Linked DNA regions of Homo sapiens: region 2 is linked to region 1. The links are chromatin contacts, found by Hi-C or POLR2A ChIA-PET in ENCODE. All regions are on one chromosome and are shown on one strand. The core of a region is the stretch at or near the end of the contact, and the rest is flanking DNA. Distances in the headings are between cores, read along the strand shown.

Region 1 (3,351 bases), core at 532-3,031:
GGTACAGTCCACATCCAATTTTGATTAGAGAATGCCAAACAACCAGGTGCAAATCCTACACACAATGGTGGAAATTTATATCCAATGGACACATTAAAAGGCATTCCTTCTTCATCTGTTTAAGCCGGAAATCTGTCATCATTAGGGACTGGCATGAATGCACTGTCATTAGTATAAACTTCCACTGAGGAATCCATCCATGAAACAGATCGAATAAGAATGGAAACGGGACATATGCCAGTAGGTGTAATTTTGAGTTGCTGCAGCCCCGGGTATACTTACCACTGCAGTAACTACCATAAAGGCAGCCAAGATAACATTACCCATAGTTTTTGGAATCCCTTTGTCCTGTAGGTGTCTCTCAACCTCTTCGGACATTACTTTTATCTGACCCCCCCACATCAGCAGGGTGGAATTTTAGCATTGGGAGTTATAGGGCGAGGCTGTGAGGCAAACTTGAGATATAAATTGTATTAGTCAGGTGACGAGCCTTGCGTTTTGATTTCTGGCGGCTCTTCTCCTTTTGTTTCTGATGGTTCTTCAGGGCTGGAGTCATGGTACAAATTCAGCTGATGGGAGAGAACCCAAACAGGTTGTTGGTCCTTTCCTGGGGAGACACAAGCAAAACCCCTACTCCATGTTATTACAGTGCGTAATTCCCATTTATTAGTTTTTGTGTCCTTCCACCATACTTGCTTGCCTTTTTGTGGGTCAAATTTATTACCAGCAAAGTGTTGTTCTGCTGCCATGAAAGGTTGGTTCTTGGCCAAATTTAAAAATTTTAATGTGAACAGAGCTAAATTTATCTGAGCATGGGGAGTACTGACATCCCCTTTCTTTTTGTTACCTTGTTTGCGAAGCTGGTCCTTGAGAGGTTTATTAGCTCATTCCACCAGAGGCTGTCCTTGAGAATTATAGGGAATTCCAGTAGTGTGAGTAATGCCCCATGCTTGAGTGAACTTTTTAAAGGCAATGCTGGTATAGCTGGGACCGTTATCAGTTTTAAGCTTAGCAGGGCAGCCCATAACTGAGAAACAAGAAGGCATATGTCATTTAACACGAGCAGTACTTTCTCCTGTTTGGCATGTAACCCAGATGAAATGGGAAAAGGTGTCAAGTGTTACATGTATGAAAGAAAGTCTCCCAAAAGCTGGAAAGTGGGTCACGTCCATTTGCCAGAGTGTGTTGGGGGAAAAGCCTCTAGGATTAACTCTGGAAGGAAGTGGTTGTAGGATTAACTCCGGAAGGAATTGGTTGTAGGATTAACTCCGGAAGGAAGTGGTGTAGGATTAACTCTGGAAGGAAGTGGTTGTAGGATTAACTGCCGAAGGAAGTGGTTGTAAAATTAACTCTTGGCCAGAGGGACAGTGCCGTACTATGGTTTTTGCCTGTTTCCATGTGGGAGGGAACTTGCTTCTGAGTCCTGCAGCATTGACATGAGTTAGGGCACGACAATTTCGCATGTCCATAAAAATGGATGTGGCTAAAGCATCAGCTCTGGCATTTACAGCTGAAAGAGGTCCTGGAAGTGATGTATGGGCTCAAATATGAGTAATGTAAAAGGGGGCACAGTGTGCTCTGAGAACTGTCTAAGACTTTTGAAAAAGTGAAAGTAAACTTTCCTCAGGCAAAAATTTAACACCGTTTCTATGTTGTGGGCAACATGCACGAGGTATGCAGAATCAGAAACAATGTTGACAGACTCAGGAAAATCCTCAAGGACAGTCATAACAGTGCTAAGTTCAGCTCGCTGTACAGAAATAGGTCCTGTGTTAAGAACGCGTTCCCATGGTCCTGTGTATACAGCACGGCCATTAGAGGAAGCATCAGTAAATATAGTAACGGCTCCAGTTAATGGAATACTTCTGGTAATATTAGGTAAAATCCAGGAAGTGAGTTTCAGGAACTGGAACAATTTTACATTAGGGTAATGATTGTCAATTATACCAGGGAAATGGGCCAAATTTACCTGCCAAATAACACAATTTGTAAATGCTTGTCAGAGTTGTTGACGGTTTAAGGGAAGAATAATTTTTTGAGATTCCTGTCCCAAAAGTCATAAAAGATGGGAACAGGCTTGCCTAATGAGGGTAGAAATTTAGTCAAGGTAAATAGTAAGTGTCCTTAGAGAGCTATGGGGAAGAAAACACCATTCAATTATATCATGTTCCTGAGTGATGATCCCTGTTGGAGAGTGTTCAGTGGGAAAAATTAAAATAGTAAAAGGTAATTTGGGATTGAATCTAGTGACCTGAGACCATTGAACTGTTTGTTCAATCAATCATAACTCAGACTCAGCCTCTCTGAGTCTGAGGTTTCTGTAAGAAACCTTTTCCTGTGTAAATCTGGATCCCCACATAATGTGGCAAAAAGGTTTGACATAGCATATGTAGGGATGCCCAAAGAAGGGCAAATCCAATTAATATCCCCAAGTAACTTTTGAAAGTCATTTAAAGTTTTTAAGGCGTCTCTCCTAAGCTGAACTTTTTGTGGTGTAATCAGCTTGTCTTCCAACTGCATGCCCAAATATTGAAAATGAGAGGTAGTTTGAATTTTTTCTGGTGCAATAGTCAAACCTGCTTCTGAAATGGCCTGTTGAATCACAGAAAAGCAGGAAATCAAAATGGTGTATGGGGGGGCTGTGCAGAGGAGATCATCCATGTAGTAAACGATGTAACATCGGGGAAACTGATCCCTGACAGGTTGAAGCACACGCCCCACAAAATACTGACAAATAGTGGGACTATTAAGCATGCCTTGTGGTAGGACTTTCCAATAGTAGCATGTAGCCTGAGCGACATTGTTGAGGGAAGGGACCATAAAAGCAAACTTTTCAAAGTCCTGAGAGGCCAGTGGAATGTTAAAAAAGCAATCTTTAAGATCTATGAGGATTAGAGGCCAATACTCAGCGAGCATAGAGCGGGAGGGTAAGCCAGATTGTAATGTCCCCAGAGGTTGAAGTACAGCATTAACTGCCCTAAGATGAGTGAGCATTCTCTGTTTTCCAGATTTCTTTTGGATAACAAAGACAAGTGAATTCCATGGAGAGAAAGATTCCTCAATGTGTCCCAATTCTAACTGTTCCAGGACTAAATTATGGAGCGCCTCCAGCTTATTTTTTGGGAGCGGCCACTGATCCACCCAAACTGGCTGAGTTTTCAAGTCAAAGGGATGGCATCTGGAGGCTTGACAGTGACTGCTTCTAAAAAGAATAACCAAGCCCTTTGGAGTCAAATTTATAGAAAGGTTGAATAGGCGCAGTAATACCTTGAGCCAATTTTCCCAGACCAGTGTCTTGAACATATCTCATTTTTGTCATAATGTTTTTACTTTGCTCACTGTTGGCAGCAT
Region 2 (3,351 bases), core at 550-3,049, 53 kb after region 1:
AGCTCCAAAATTTGTTTGGTTTATTTTGTATAATTTCTACATCATTGTTGATACACTCATTTTTCCGTATATGCTTTTCCCAATTTCCTGTAGTTCTATTTCCATATTTTTAATTGGAAATTTTAGCATATTTAAGATAATTGTTTTAAAACCTTTCTCTACTAATTTCAGTGCTCATGGTTCTTCAAAAATAATTTCTGTCAACTCGTTTTCTTTCTTATAAGGGACTGTGTTTTCCTGTTTCTTTATATACCTTATTATTTTATTTGAGCATTTCAAAATATAGACATTTTTCTAACTCTATATAGATTTGTTCTGTGTCATGACGATTATCAACTAATATGCTTGGTATGTTCTTAGTCTTAGCATAAGCCCAACATAAAACCCTAAGGCCTTGTCAGCAATTTTCTGAACTTGTATCTGCCTGGACTGTGTGTGCCCATTAGTAGTTCCCCCAAATACCTACTGGCTTTTGAATAGCTTACTATTTCAAAAATTCACACCCCAGCTTCCCCTCAATGGGTTAGACGGACTATTGCACGTCTCTTCCCCTAATCTCTTGCCCTTGGCATCATACTACATTTCTACTCAGCACCCCCATAAATAAATAAGTTTATTTTAGTCAATTTCAGATCACTTCTTGACGCGTCCATGAGACAAGTAGGGGCCTTTTGATCCACCATATTGCTGAAATCACTCTGTAAAAGCTTTCAATGATTTTATATTATATTGTATCAATGTATAATAATTAACTTATTTCTCAACTTACTTTTTGGTTATTATTTGAGGAAAAGTAAATAGAACGAAATCAGGGCATTGCAAGTTCTGACAACTCCAAGATGTTGATAATGTATTGTGCAAACTACATTCATCATGTTCTAATCTGCCCTCCAAAGGAAGGAACAAGTGAAAACTATCCCACATGAGAATTATTCATCCATTTATATGTAATTAATTTCCAGTTTTTCCTTACAAATAATGTTTAACAAGATGACAGATTATATAAAATGGTTATCAGTTTTTTGGCTAGTTACTTCTTGATAGTCTGTAATAAACCTGGTTGAAGAACAAATACTATTAAGGCACTGCTTGCATATATTAAATGATGTCCAAACTCCAAAAACTGTTAATAATTAACACTCCAATAAAAACTACACCAGAATTTCTTTTTATTTGCACCCTCATCAGGATTACAGCTTTATCAGGACTGCATCTTCTTCAGAAATGAATATTTCTCTTACAACGCAAAGAAAGAAAAATCAAAATAAATTTTCTGATTGAAAATGTAAAAAGGCAAATATTTTTACAGTTTTAACTTTAATTTTTTATTGAGGACCAACTATTTGAAAAATTCTCATTAGTCATTCCTTTAAATTATGTGTATGTGAGAGAAAGACGTAAGATGGTTAATTATTTCAAATGATGCAGTATAAAGAAGGGGCATTATCACGGCAGAAACGAAAAAAGATATTTGTAGCTGGAGGTTTTTATAGTCTAACATATGGTTGCTATTTGTTCTACAAATCCTTTTGAATAATTTAATATAGAGATTTAGAATAGAAAATAATACTTTAGATAGAAATTAATGAGTTTATTATAACCATATATTATAATAATTTACTTAGGAATTCTCTTTGATAAGAAACAAATGAACTGAATGCAATTTTCTCCACAGACCATATAAGACTGCCTATGTACCTCCTCCTACATGCCATTGGTTAACCATCAGTCAGTTTGCAGGGGTGGGGGGAGGGGTTTCCTGCCCATTGTTTTTGTAATCTCTGAGGAGAAGCAGCAGCAAACATTTGCTAGTCAGACAAGTGACAGGGAATGGATTCCAAACACCAGTGTGTAAAGCTAAATGATGGCCACTTCATGCCTGTATTGGGATTTGGCACCTATGCACCTCCAGAGGTAAGAATAATTCCTTTTAGTTTTCGGATTTCAAAAGAATAAACCTAGTAGAAGTGAAACCCGTATTGGGTTGTAAGGTTCGTGTTCCTACCTTACTCTGGATGACTCACTGGTCTAGGTTTCCTAGGCTAGGAGAAAAAAGTAGGCAATCCTTGTTCTGCATTGAGGTCCATTCCTATGGTCACGTACTGCTTATTTTTCGTTTGTGCACTGTTTCTTTCTTCTGTTCATGTCTAGTTCCCAGCTTGGCAGAATATGTAAAACTCAGTATTGAAGAACACTGTTGGTCATCTCCCTCTGGTGGAGATTAATTGCAATAGGAGTGATTTCTCTGTTTCTACAACTGAAGAAATCTTTCCATCTTCCAAGAACATACGATCCAGAGAAATACTTATAGCAAAAATTACTGGATATGGTGTGCACAAAACTGTCGGCAGAGTATCACTGTTCTGATGGGCGGCAGTGAGTGCCACCCAGTATTACCGGACCTGGACTAGAGTTTCCACTGTACTATTTCACTTTTAAAAAGAACTTCCTGAAAGAAAAAAATACCACCTCATTTTAAGTAAAATCTAGAACCTAACAAAGGAAAGTCTAAATTCTTAGTCCTTTTTTGTATGCATCATATTTGTATCAAAGTGGTAGGAGTGGTCTTCTGACACAAAAATGAACAAAATGGAGACCTCATTTTCTAGATAGAACTTGTATTCCAAGACTGTCCTCAGGCTACTAAGTGTGTGAATAGGAACTAATTATTGAAATTTGAGTCTCTCACTTTATCGATAAGTTGTGATGATCTACAAGGATACATTTTCTAGACCAGTGACAAAAGTGGTTTAATTTTTAATATAAATTGGCATGGGCAGGAAATGAAAATAACGACACAACTGAAGCTCCAGCCTTGGTAAACCTTTGAGTGTTGGCACACTTAAAGACTGCTCTCAAAAAAGATTTAAAAAAAAAAAAAAAGACTGTTCTCAGGAGATGGCGGGGAGACCGTTATCTAGTTCCTTGTAATTTCAACGAAACAAGAAAGCTTCTTTAAATACATGTAAAAATGAAAACAGTTTATTTATATTTTTGTCATTAAAAAATACCTTTCAAATCTTTATCCAAATTTGGTCAATAAGTCAGTAATTTTAAATTTCACTGGAATTCTGTCTTTCCTGAAAGAGATAGCCTTATTTTTTATGGCAGAACTGTACCTTAGTAAATTCTTAACAGATTTCAGTGAATTTTTAATGTACAAATCGATATCCTCAGAGTATACATCTTTACCCCTAGTGTTCAGTTCTGTTGTGTAGCCAGAATGACTATGCAGAAAAGACTTAATAGACTACTATTCACAGATGCTTTATTTCCCAAGTGAACCCTAGTTGGGTCGATGTAACTAGCATCCAGTCAAAATCTCAAGAACTGAGACACCAAAGAACATCT

The links. A loop is a pair of places that touch in the nucleus more often than their neighbours do. ChIA-PET counts read pairs that join two places held with the same protein, here RNA polymerase II (POLR2A). Pooled maps may share reads with other maps.
Region 2: a loop to region 1 is called in a map of A673, with 5 times the contacts of the local background. The contact joins the promoter of AKR1C3 here to the enhancer-like site in region 1. A Hi-C loop is called at or near these places in 5 of 168 maps with a recorded cell type or tissue (A673, Calu3, aorta and 2 more) and 5 of 50 pooled maps. POLR2A ChIA-PET finds 5 or more read pairs at or near these places in 3 of 52 experiments (A673, Caco-2 and MCF 10A).

The regions. Positions count from the first base shown.
Region 1 is chr10:5,040,070-5,043,420 of GRCh38, forward strand. The region is part of intron 3 of LOC107984198 (a long non-coding RNA gene); the gene reads left to right. Among named protein-coding and RNA genes, the nearest start is that of AKR1C2, 38 kb to the left of the region's middle. Within about 2 kb of position 1,782, at least 4 of the 41 ENCODE cell types and tissues checked have a DNase peak (open chromatin) inside an H3K27ac peak, as active enhancers do; they include A673, where a contact is called at or near this core.
Region 2 is chr10:5,092,615-5,095,965 of GRCh38, forward strand. AKR1C3 (aldo-keto reductase family 1 member C3) reads left to right here and starts at 1,800. Exons shown (of 9, transcript NM_003739.6): 1 at 1,800-1,914. The coding sequence starts at 1,831. LOC124900291 (U8 small nucleolar RNA) reads right to left here and starts at 929; the gene lies at 794-929. RefSeq lists an enhancer at 1,643-1,937.